Regions from separate parts of the Homo sapiens genome. Here regions 1, 2 and 4 are each linked to region 3. A link is a contact called in ENCODE Hi-C or POLR2A ChIA-PET data. All regions are on one chromosome and are shown on one strand. The core of a region is the stretch at or near the end of the contact, and the rest is flanking DNA. Distances in the headings are between cores, read along the strand shown. Region 1 overlaps CAMK4 (calcium/calmodulin dependent protein kinase IV). Region 2 overlaps STARD4-AS1 (STARD4 antisense RNA 1). Region 3 overlaps SLC25A46 (solute carrier family 25 member 46). Region 4 overlaps MAN2A1 (mannosidase alpha class 2A member 1).

Evidence for each region. Hi-C counts contacts between places; a loop is a spot of excess contacts on that map. ChIA-PET counts read pairs that join two places held with the same protein, here RNA polymerase II (POLR2A). Pooled maps may share reads with other maps.
Region 1: a loop to region 3 is called in a pooled map, with 8 times the contacts of the local background. The contact joins two enhancer-like sites. A Hi-C loop is called at or near these places in 2 of 37 single-sample maps with no recorded cell type and 9 of 50 pooled maps. POLR2A ChIA-PET finds 5 or more read pairs at or near these places in 2 of 52 experiments (activated CD4-positive, alpha-beta T cell and activated naive CD4-positive, alpha-beta T cell).
Region 2: a loop to region 3 is called in a map of CD4-positive, alpha-beta T cell, with 5 times the contacts of the local background. The contact joins two enhancer-like sites. A Hi-C loop is called at or near these places in 3 of 168 maps with a recorded cell type or tissue (CD4-positive, alpha-beta T cell, Caco-2 and naive thymus-derived CD4-positive, alpha-beta T cell) and 7 of 50 pooled maps. POLR2A ChIA-PET finds 5 or more read pairs at or near these places in 1 of 52 experiments (activated CD4-positive, alpha-beta T cell).
Region 4: a loop to region 3 is called in a pooled map, with 2.3 times the contacts of the local background. The contact joins two enhancer-like sites. A Hi-C loop is called at or near these places in 3 of 50 pooled maps. POLR2A ChIA-PET finds 5 or more read pairs at or near these places in 2 of 52 experiments (GM12878 and HEK293).

Annotation. Positions count from the first base shown.
Region 1 is chr5:111,336,662-111,339,361 of GRCh38, reverse strand. The region is part of intron 1 of CAMK4 (calcium/calmodulin dependent protein kinase IV); the gene reads right to left. Among named protein-coding and RNA genes, the nearest start is that of CAMK4, 110 kb to the right of the region's middle. Within about 2 kb of position 1,386, at least 2 of the 41 ENCODE cell types and tissues checked have a DNase peak (open chromatin) inside an H3K27ac peak, as active enhancers do.
Region 2 is chr5:111,549,335-111,552,034 of GRCh38, reverse strand. The region is part of intron 1 of STARD4-AS1 (STARD4 antisense RNA 1); the gene reads right to left. Among named protein-coding and RNA genes, the nearest start is that of STARD4, 38 kb to the right of the region's middle. RefSeq lists an enhancer at 1,523-1,602. Within about 2 kb of position 1,279, at least 7 of the 41 ENCODE cell types and tissues checked have a DNase peak (open chromatin) inside an H3K27ac peak, as active enhancers do.
Region 3 is chr5:110,751,079-110,753,778 of GRCh38, reverse strand. The region is part of intron 5 of SLC25A46 (solute carrier family 25 member 46); the gene reads right to left. Among named protein-coding and RNA genes, the nearest start is that of SLC25A46, 13 kb to the right of the region's middle. RefSeq lists an enhancer at 965-1,224. Within about 2 kb of position 1,363, at least 3 of the 41 ENCODE cell types and tissues checked have a DNase peak (open chromatin) inside an H3K27ac peak, as active enhancers do.
Region 4 is chr5:109,856,211-109,858,910 of GRCh38, reverse strand. All of the region lies in intron 20 of MAN2A1 (mannosidase alpha class 2A member 1), which reads right to left. Among named protein-coding and RNA genes, the nearest start is that of LINC01848, 26 kb to the left of the region's middle. Within about 2 kb of position 1,415, at least 3 of the 41 ENCODE cell types and tissues checked have a DNase peak (open chromatin) inside an H3K27ac peak, as active enhancers do.

The sequences.
Region 1 (2,700 bases), core at 137-2,636, 590 kb before region 3:
CTGAAGCTGTAAAACTACTAAGTGAAAACATAGGAAGAAAGCTCTATAACACCGGTCTGGGAAATAATTTTTTGGATATGACCTCAAAGGTACAGCTAACAAAAGCAAAAATAGATAACTGAAATTATATCAAACTAGAAAGCTTCTGCACAGCCAAGGAGACAATCAGCAGAATAAAACAGACAACCTACAGAATGGGAGAAAATATGTTTAAACCATACATCTGATAAGGGGTTAATATGCAAAATATATAAGGAACTCAAACACATCAATAGTAAAAAACTAAGTAACTCAATTAAAACATGGGCAAAGCATATGGCTTAAAGCAATCTATAGAGTCAACACTATTCCTATCAAACTACTAACATCATTTTTCACAGAATTACAAGAAACTATTCTAAAATTCATATGCATTCAAAAAAGAGCCTGAATAGCCAAAGCAAAAAAGAATAAAGCCGGAGGCATCACATTACTGGACTTCAAAATACGCTACAAGGATACAGTAACCAAAACAGCATAGTACTGGTATTAAAAATGGACACAATATACCAATGGAACAGAATATAGAACCCAGAAATAAAGCCACACACCTACAGCCATCGGATCTTCAACAATTCGACAAAAGCAAGCAATGGGAAAAGTTCTCCCTATTCAATAAATGGTGCTAGGATAGCTGGCTAGCTATATGGAGAAGAAACTGGACCCTCCCTTTCACCATATACAAAAGTTAACTCAAAATGCATTAAAGATTTAGATGTAAGACCTCAAGCTTTAAGAATCCTAGAAGAAAATCAAGGAACCACCTTTCTGGACATTGGCCTTGGCAAAGAATTTTTGCCTACGTCCTCAAAAGAAGTTGCAACAAAAACAAAAATTGACAAATGGGACCTAATTAAACTAAAGAATTTCTGCACAGCAAAATAAAGTAAAGTATCAACAGAGTTAACAGACAACCTACAACCACCAGAGGATTGGAGTGGAGACACTAGGGAGATATGATGTTACTCAAAGGATACAAATGTTTAATTAGCCAGGAGGAACAAATGCAAGAGCTCTTAATAATATAGTTAATAATAATGTATTGTATACTTGAAAATTACTGAGTAGTTCTTAAGTTCTAAGTAAATTTTAATTTACACCATTAAAAATGAGGTAATTCATATGTTATTTAGCTTGATTTAGTCATTCCACAGTGTATACATATTTTAGAACATCATATTTACACTATAAAAATATATAATTATTTCCAATGAAAAATGATTTGACCATATACTTCACCAGAGAAAATGTATGGCTGGCAAACAAGAACATGCAAAGATCCACAGCATCATTAGTCATTTGGGAAATGGAAACTAAAATCACATGAAGATGCAACTACACATTGTGAAAGCTGATTACACAGATTGGATTATCCTTTTCATACCCAACTAAAACAGTCTAGAGGCAGCAGGGCAAGACATTAGGGACACATAACATTGCTCCAAAAACATAGTTCTTTACAAGTCCGGCTGCTGAAACTTGCCTGTTGTAACTAGAGACCAGTTTTCTTTGTAACTGCTGCAACTTTAGTACTAATTTGGCCCACTGCTGTCACTCACCGATCAGAGCTTATCAGTTCCTCAGAACCTTACTAGTGCCAATGACCTTTCTCAAAAAGCAATATATAACATTTCTACTTTTTATACAACCTCCAACCTCTTTGTTCTTTTGACATACTGAAGACCACCTAGTCTGAAAGTACACCCCAAATTGCAATTATTTCTTCTCAAATAAAACATTAAATTTAGAGATGTGTCTTTATATTTTTATTGTGACTTCAACAACACTATTTGAATGACCTAAAAAAAAAAAAAAAGGCTGGCAAGGATGCAAAGCAACTGAAACTCTCACACATCACTGGTAAGAATACAAAATGGTATAGCCACTTTTGAAAACAGCTTGACGATGTTTTATAAAGTTAAACATATCATATGACCTATGTATGTCACTTCTAGGTATTTACTCAAGTAAGATCAAAACAATGTTCACTCACAAACTTGAACCTGAATTGTCACAGCAGGTTTATGAGTAATCACCAAAAGCTAGAAACAGTTTCACTATCCCTCAACTGTGAAGTGGATTAACAATTTGTGATACATCCATATGGTGAAATTCTACCTAGAAATAAAAAAGGAATTAATGAGGGTACACAAAACAACTTGGTTGAATCTCATTTATAATACTCTCACAGGTTGGAGAGGGATTGACTACAAAGTAGTATAGGGGAATTTTTTTCACATGATAGAACTATTTTATATCTTGACTGTTATGGTGTTTACACAACTATATACAATTGTAAAAACAAGTAAAACTGCAATAAAATAGGTGAAATTTACTGTCCAGAAATTATAGTTCAATGAAAATACAGTAAAAAAAAATTTCCAAAAGAACTATATTGTTTAAAAATATTAAAAACCACATTACCAAAATGTGGCTTATAGCATTCAACCCATTCTATGTTCATTTAACAGTAAGTGGTGAAATTTTAAAAAAAAGAAAAAATATAAGAGAAAGATTTTCAAACAGAAGAAAACTAAAAATCTAATTTTCATTCTTATGGAAAATAAAATTGAAAAATTAATGTTACTCAAAAATTCACATAAAAAATATTAAATGGCATCCATTTCTTAATTTCCTCATCACATTCAATTAACCTATCAA
Region 2 (2,700 bases), core at 30-2,529, 800 kb before region 3:
CATGAATTAAGTGAGCTTGGGAATGCAGAGAAGACAATGGGAAAACTAGTGAAAGCTCAAAGAACAATTTGTATGCAGAGGAGTAGGAGCACGGCAAAGAAGAAATTCAACTCCTTAAGGATCTGTGTTTCGATCCACACTGTCCTTAGCCTAGCCTGAAACCCCTGCTTGGGAAAAAGTTTTGTCGTTTGAAAAATGCCCTTTTAAAATGACTTAGGCATAATTTCCTTCTCTTAGTCACTTCCTTCCTTCGCTTTGATACAACAGTCGCTTAAAGAAAAACCAGGGGAGAAAAGGTGGTGGAAATGCGTACAATTGGAAACAATTGCTATTGTCCTAGACATGTTCAATCTAGCAGAGACTGACAGGTGCTCTGCTGCTCAGAGGATGCAGTTAGATATGCTGTCATAAAATTAACACCTGGGGAACTAAGGTTTTGTGGGAGCAGCATGAAACATATATAATTTGGGACTCTAAGAAAAACAATACAGAATTACAATATGAAATTGTGAGAACATTCTTAGAGAGTTGGAAAGAGCCTAGGGAAGTAAGGGCCTTATCAGTTAATATCCATTATTTATCACATGTTACCATGACAACACCTGCAGGGAGCGGGGAGCACCTTTCCAATAAGGGGCCTTTAGTCAAAGAAAAATACAGGTCCATTTGTTTTTTCAAGACACAGCCTGCTCTTAAAACACCCACAATGTTGTCTGCTCATTAGACTAAATTCTGCATCCTGTACTGCTAATAGCACTTCCTGAGGAAATGGGTGGGAATTCCAAGATAGTATCACTAAGAAACTAAGTGACTTTAATTTCTAAGGGACTTTAGTTTCTAGGCATATTTCTAAGGGATGCCTAAATGACTGTATTATTTCACCTAAAATAATATACAATCTCTTGGTCTTGCAGCAGATCTGATGTTGATGTGTATGGTGTGAAATGAAAGAAGACAAAAGGTTCACCTTGAATCTTTCTAGAGGCCAAAGACAGCAGCTCATTGCTTACTTGTTAAGTACGAACTTAATGAGTACTGTTACAAATAGTGGGAGGCTCCCACAGAATATGACTTAGGAGAAAATAGAGCACTGCTGCTATAAGAGGAGTCTTTTGTTTGTGAAATCACAAGAACACCTGTGATTCAGCTCCCCAGGAACTTCAGTGGGCCAGTGTCCATTACTTTCATCATCAGGGATGTTTTCGTGTTGGGGCCTCTCTCTGAAGGTCCTGGTTTACCCCGAGGGAGCTTAGTGAGTCAGGCGCACAGGATGTGAATGGATGAGCCAGGACTTTCTTCTACCAGGGCGCCCTCTTGTGGGGATCTTATTAATTATCTTGCAAGGAAAGGGACCTTATACCCGGTTGCCTTCACAAGGCACAATTGTGAAGATTCACTTGTCCTATAAAGCCTCAGTCATCAGGCTTCAAATAGATATGCTCTCTCCTCTCTTCTCACTGTGGTTGAACTGGTCTACTTCTCTGTTTTCTTGTGACCAAGGTATGGGCAGCAACATGCCGCATGAAGAGTGCCCTCCTTCTGGTAAGAAGGCACATCACCAGTGACTTGCCCTTGTCCTTCTGTAGCTGTGTGCTTCTAAGCACAGGTAACCTAAAGTTCTCTGTCAGGCAAAATGAGTGTCCTGAGCATACTGCTTGCACCCTACTTGGGCATTCTTCCAAATCTTCCTAAATGTGCAAGACCCAGGCTACCATGCAGTAGTAGCACGATCATAGGTCACTGTAACCTTCAACTCCTGGGCTCAAGCAGTCCTCCTGCCCTAGCCTCCTGAGTAGCCAGAACTGCAGGCACACACCACCATATCCAGCTAATTTTTTTGTAGAGACAAAGTCTTACTATGTAGCACAGGCTGGTCTCAAACTCTGGGCCTCAAGGAATCCTCCTGCCTCAGCCTCCCAAGGCGCTGAGATTACAAGTGTGAGCCACCATACCTGGCTTATGCTTCTTAATTTTCTCCAAATCTTAATCACCCTTTAAGTCTCAACCTGAAAGTCTGGGTACGGTTGCTCTCATCCTCCAAGCAAGAAGTTGATAGATCTCTTTGATGTTTTTTCAGTCTTCTTTTTTGTTTTTTTTGAGATGAAGTCTTGCTCTTGTCCCCTAGGCTGGAGTGCGATGGTGCTATCTCGGCTTACTGCAACCTCTGCCTCCCGGGTTCAAGCGATTCTTCTGCCTCAGCCCCCGAGTAGCTGGGATTATAGGCGCCTGCCACCATGCCTGGCTAGGTTTTGTATTTTTAGTAGAGACGGGGTTTTATCATGTTGGCCAGGCTGGTCTTGAACTCCTGACCTCAGGTGATCCACCCACCTCGGCCTCCCAAAGTACTGGGATTACAGGCGTGAGCCACCGCTCCCGGCCTCTCAGTCTTCTTTTTACTTATCAAAACCTCCCAACAGACCAGGCTTACCAAGGAGAGAAATTGTGTTTGTTTCTGACTATGTTGCTCCGGGTTATGATCCGAGTGCCGGCCTGTTATCTGTCACATAACAGGTGCTAAATAGGCATTGGATGACAAATGACCAGACTCCATTCACTCACATTGCACACGCTCTTCTTAACTGCTAATGCATACACATTTGGTGCAATTCCTTGGCAGTGCTGCACGGCTAACAACTTATTTACAGAGTAAACAACTACCCACACCTCCTGTGTGTCAAACACAGAACTCCCTGGAGTGGA
Region 3 (2,700 bases), core at 114-2,613:
TACCTCCCCTTTGATGACTACTGCCAATTCTTAAGATCATTAAGATAAAAGGAGACTTAAAACCAAGTATTTAAAAAAATGCTTTTGGGACTCTTCTTTGTATCTGTTCTCTACTACTTTATAAAATGGGTAAAATTTACTGTTACAGCTCTAGAAATTTAAATAAGCATACTTAAAAGCTTCAGTCACTAAACCTTTTTATAATTCATTATCAAATACCAAACATGTAAATATATCTAAATTATCTATTTCCAAGCAAAAAATGCCCTCCCTAATGAACGAAAAAATTAATAAAATTTATTCGAGTACCTTGCTTTTCTCAAAACAGTCTAGTTTTTCATTTAACAAATCAAAACACATACTCCTATGCATAATCAACACAAAAAAGGCAATAAAATTCTAAAATAACTCTGTCTCAGCAGTCTTTAATTTTCAAATGGTCAAATAGCTATCCTAATTAAAAAAAAAAAAAAAAAACTTACCCCAACCTACTCTAAACCCCTCATCTTCCAGTTACCTCTCTTCATCAATCCTAGTCAGAGCCAACCATCTAAACTTTCTGTTTCCACGTCTGTACTTTCCCACTCACCTCTGAACCCACTTCAAATTGGTTTTGAACAAAAACAGCTCTTACCAAAGTCTCCAATAATCTGCATGTCATTAAATCTGATGGACATTTTTAAGTCTCTACCTTATTTGACATTTCAGCAGCCATCAGAGCCTCTTCTCTCCTTGAAGCACTCTTTGCCCCTGTGCTCCACTAGCCCATTCTGTTGGTTTTTATCCTGCCTTCTGGTCTCTCCTGACTCCTTTTCAAGACCACCTTTCTTAACCCAGCCACCCCTTGGTTGGAGTTCCTAAGGTTCAGACTCTATTCTTCTACCATAGTGTATCCTTCTTCCCTAGCGACGCTCATATCTAGGGTTAGAGCTTCAAAATCTCCCAAATTAATTTACCTTCAGTTAAGAATTCTTTATATGCCAGCCCCATATCATGTGCCTACAGACAACTCCATCTGGATATGATAAAAGATCTGAAAATGCACTTGTACTAAAGTCCAACTTAAAATCTTTCTTTTCTACTTAAACTCTTTCAGTGTTCCCTACTCAGGAACTATTAATCAGAAAGGAAATCTATTGAATTTGAGGAAGATTTCATTGTGTTTAAAATAACGTGTGTTTAAAATAAGCAAATTCGGAGGGAACCGTTGGAGGAAAACTACAAGATGTTTACAGTGGTATAACCACAGATGTGTGATGAGTCAAAACTAAGTTGGAGTTGAACCAAATGGGTTTTGTGAGAGACTGAACCACACAGGTAGCCTTGGTTACAGGAACTCCTACCTCGCGTTAACAGTCTGAAAAAAGCCACATGTAAATTAAGTAAAGGGTACTGTGGGGGTAGAACGACACATGGTTTAACTCACTGCAACTGGGAGAGAGAACAGGGAAGGGTTTAGCAGTATCTACTGCTAAAGAGATCACACATGACGATCCTGGCTAATATATAATTTGTTAAAAAGTAATACTACTGAGAAATTATAAATTTGCTGACTTAATGAACACTAGAGATCTGCTGTTTTTCTCTTTGATTTGATCATAAACTGTATTTAAAAACCCCTAAATATTGGCAAATCTGTACTATCTCCCCTGTTCTACCTAGTAAATGTTACGCAATTAAAAAACCCCAGGCTAGGAGACCTCAGAGCTCATCCTCCTCATGTAGTAGCTTCTGTGAACTGCTGTTAATGTTTTGTGACCTTGTTTGCTCCTTCTTCCCATTAATAGGATACAGAAACAAACTCTGCCTTCTTCCCATTAATAGGAAAGGTCAAATCTGCCCAAAGAAGAATAAATAATTTTTTAAAAGATATTCACACTATACTTCAAAAAAACAGCTTCATTTGACAACTAGTTACACAAGCCCAAATACAAGAAGTCATTCTTCATACTGCCTTCTCTTTGATCTACCATTCCTAAAGCATCACCAAATTCCCTCAGTTTGACCTAAGTATATTTCAAAACTGTCCACTTACCTCTATCTCAAAAGATACCACCCTGATCTTAGCCACTATCTTTTCTTACCTTTATTATTGTAATAGAATACTAAGATGTCTCCTTTTATTCACTTTGGTCCTCATACAACCTTTTCATCTACAGTTACAATGACCCTTTGAAAACAAATCTGATGTCACTGACCTTACTGAACCTCTTCAATATTCTTAAAATGGCCTACAGGGCCACACATGTTCTGGCTCCCACCTGCTCTGTACCCTTACCCTTGGCCAGAGCTCCAGCCATGTGAGGCTTCTCTCAGTTACACCTGAATTCTCTAGGCTCCCCACTGCAACAGCATTTTTGTACAAACTGGTATGTACCTCCTAATTACCACTCTGATCTACCTTAAGTGTCATGTTACTAGGGACACTGTTTCTAGCCCTTTAATACTTTCATGGAACTATATTCTTTTGCTTCAGAAAACAAATTTCAATTTGCAATTATTCATTAATGGAATTATTGTTCTTAGTGAATGTACTTTTATTAGATTCTGAGCTTCCTGGCAACAGTTACCTTTTGTTTATTTTCCTCACTGTAAACCCGGTTTTTAGCACAGAACCTGGCACATAGTAAGTACTCAGGAAATGTTAGCCAAGTAAATGAATGAATTAATGAGTGGGCCTTATCACCAAAATTATCCAAG
Region 4 (2,700 bases), core at 166-2,665, 890 kb after region 3:
GGTTGTCATACCTGCAGCCTGCAACTCGCCTCCCTCACTGTTCTTCGAATCTATAACCCCTTATCCCAGGAGTCAAGAAAACCAACTGAGGTTTAGAATTGAGAAACCTTTAGACAGCGGCCCAGAGGGCCAAGCAAGGGCACTCTCTATCATGGTGCTGAAGGAGTTGGTCAGGCAGGAAGACATGCGTCCTTATCATGCTAAGGTGGCCTTCAGACACATTTCTCATGAAATACTGTGGTGGTTAGGAATATGCTTACTTAAATACAGGCCAATGCAGACTTCAGGTCTTGCTTGGAACCTATGTCTATTTTGACATTATTTCAAGGGGAAAAATGAGTTGCATTCTCCAAATGAACAGCCCATTATTGCACATTGGAAGCTTCCAGCACACAGAAACAGGAACCCAAACCAAAATGCTTAGGTCTGGCTTCTGTACTTATTCATTGAGTCATTTTGGTCTTTTTTTTTAGTATAAGCATGGAATTACACTGGACATTTTGTAAGTACAGCTTTCTTTGAATCAATACCCACAACAGTTCCCTTCAATGATTATCCTTCTATTATCAGGTTAGGGAATTCTTTAAAGAAGTGGTTTTGAATGGACCAGTCCTTCCTTTGGATTACTAGTGGGCTTTTAAACAACTGTTATAAATATGTGCTAAGAGTCAAAGGCTAACACAGGAACTGGCACCAACTGATATGATAATGCAAAACTGCCAAGTATTTAGTTCTGATTATGAGCCAGCATGGTAGTTATCAATAGGCATTATTAACATTTCAGTTTTTAATCTTCTTGGTCAAATCTTTATGTTGTTAAGTTGCTCTCTATTCCCTCTGCTAAAACCCTAATCTGCAACCAAGTTGGAGTAAGTGTCATTAGGATAACAAGGTATGTTTACAGAGTGCCTTTGTTCTCAAAAGGCTTTCACAATAGGATTTCGTCTGTTTTTAGCAAAAGACCTGACACAGCAATACGTGACATTAGCCTCATGTTATAAATGGTAGCTGAGTCAGCAGTCACTCAGCCCACAGGTAGGGAGGGTGGCCCACCTGTCCAAAGGCACGAAGAGCAACGGGAAGCCAGGTGGCTGCAGTAAGTAGAGGCCAGGCTGCAGAGGACCTGAATGCTCAGTGTCTGAACCAATTCAGTAGGCAACGGGATTTTTCATCTGAGAAGTGATTAGATTTGTATTACAAGAAAATAGTCAAAAGCAGGAAGGATGTGAAGAAGTGAGTAACCACAAAAAAAGGTGACATAAAAAACAAGTTCCAGGCTTCGTTTACAGAAGGTAAAACCCTATGCTCACTGACTCTAGTCAGCTCCAGCTGCTTCCAGAAAACAATCACATTTAAAACAACTACAGTGGAGGAGCCACCTAGAAGTGAGGCTAAGGGATGGTGACCGCCCATCCTCCCCAGAAGCCTCTGGGTTCTTCAGGTCGCTGATGTCCTCTACCATCTATGCTGGGTGGTGGTAACCTCAAGCCCAGAGTATTTGATGCCCTCCACTCTATTCTTTCTGTTTCTTTTAGCTCATGAATTTATGACACGACACCTCGGGGAGCCAAAATGTAGACCTACAAAAAACCACAGCAGAATCCTAGAAAAAACATCTACACAATTCACTGATTCAAAATAGTTTTTGAGATCCTATGTGCAGACACTCTTCTTCACGGGGATATAGCCATGAATAAAGGACAAGCATAGCTCTCATGGAGCTTCTGTTCTGGCCACATATCTCTCCGGCCTCAGGGCCTTCACACTTGCTCTTTTCCTGGAGCACTCTACCCCCAGAAATCTGCAGGAGTCTCTTATTCTCTGACCTTCTTCAGATTTTTACTCCATTATCACCTCTGTGAGGCCCTCTCTACACACCTTAATCAAAATTGTGTTACCTCCTTTGAATGGCTGTTCCCTTTTTACTCCTTCATAACACTTAACACCATCTAACATATTACATATTTCTCTTACTTTTTCTTGTTTTTCTCCTCCCATTAGAATCTAAGCTCTAGAAGGGCAGGGGCATTTGTGTGTTTTATGGCAGTAACTGACATGTAGTGGGTAGGAAATAAATCCTGCAAGTTCACTGATAATGATTTTAAAAAGCCTTTCAATACACACACACGCACACACGCCTCGAGCATTTGCTTGTAGTCATTATTATAAGTCATATATGTTTGCCTGCATAGCCAAGCATAAGTTCCTTATCTCTGAAGGAAACCAAAATACTTCTCTCTCAAAAAACTGAGGATTATTGAGCTGAAGAAGGAAAAAAACCAGGGGGCCATTCTGTCCCTTCTTCTGCCTGCTTGATGGCAGGACAGCAATTTACAAATACAAGAGGTCTTCATCCCTTCCTCTCTGCCTTTTCTAGTCTAAAGACAGGCCCCTTTACAAGGCTTGCTAATTAGCTAAGAGACAGCAGTGCCAGAGCATCTAGGAGCAGACTTCACTCTTCCCATAAATTTATCCTCCCACATTTTCCTACCTTTTGGAAGCCTGAAGGTGCTTTCTTCTTTGTCTTGTCTCTAGAGGATTTATGGCTCTTTGTTAAAACATTATTTAGGCAAGGTGCCAAAACCACTGCCTTGGGAAAAAAATACTTTTGAACTTAGGCCTCTCCCAAGTGACAGGTATAGCATGTACAATATACTATTGCTATTTTTCCCCTGTTTATCTGACCTTTGCTTTCAAAAT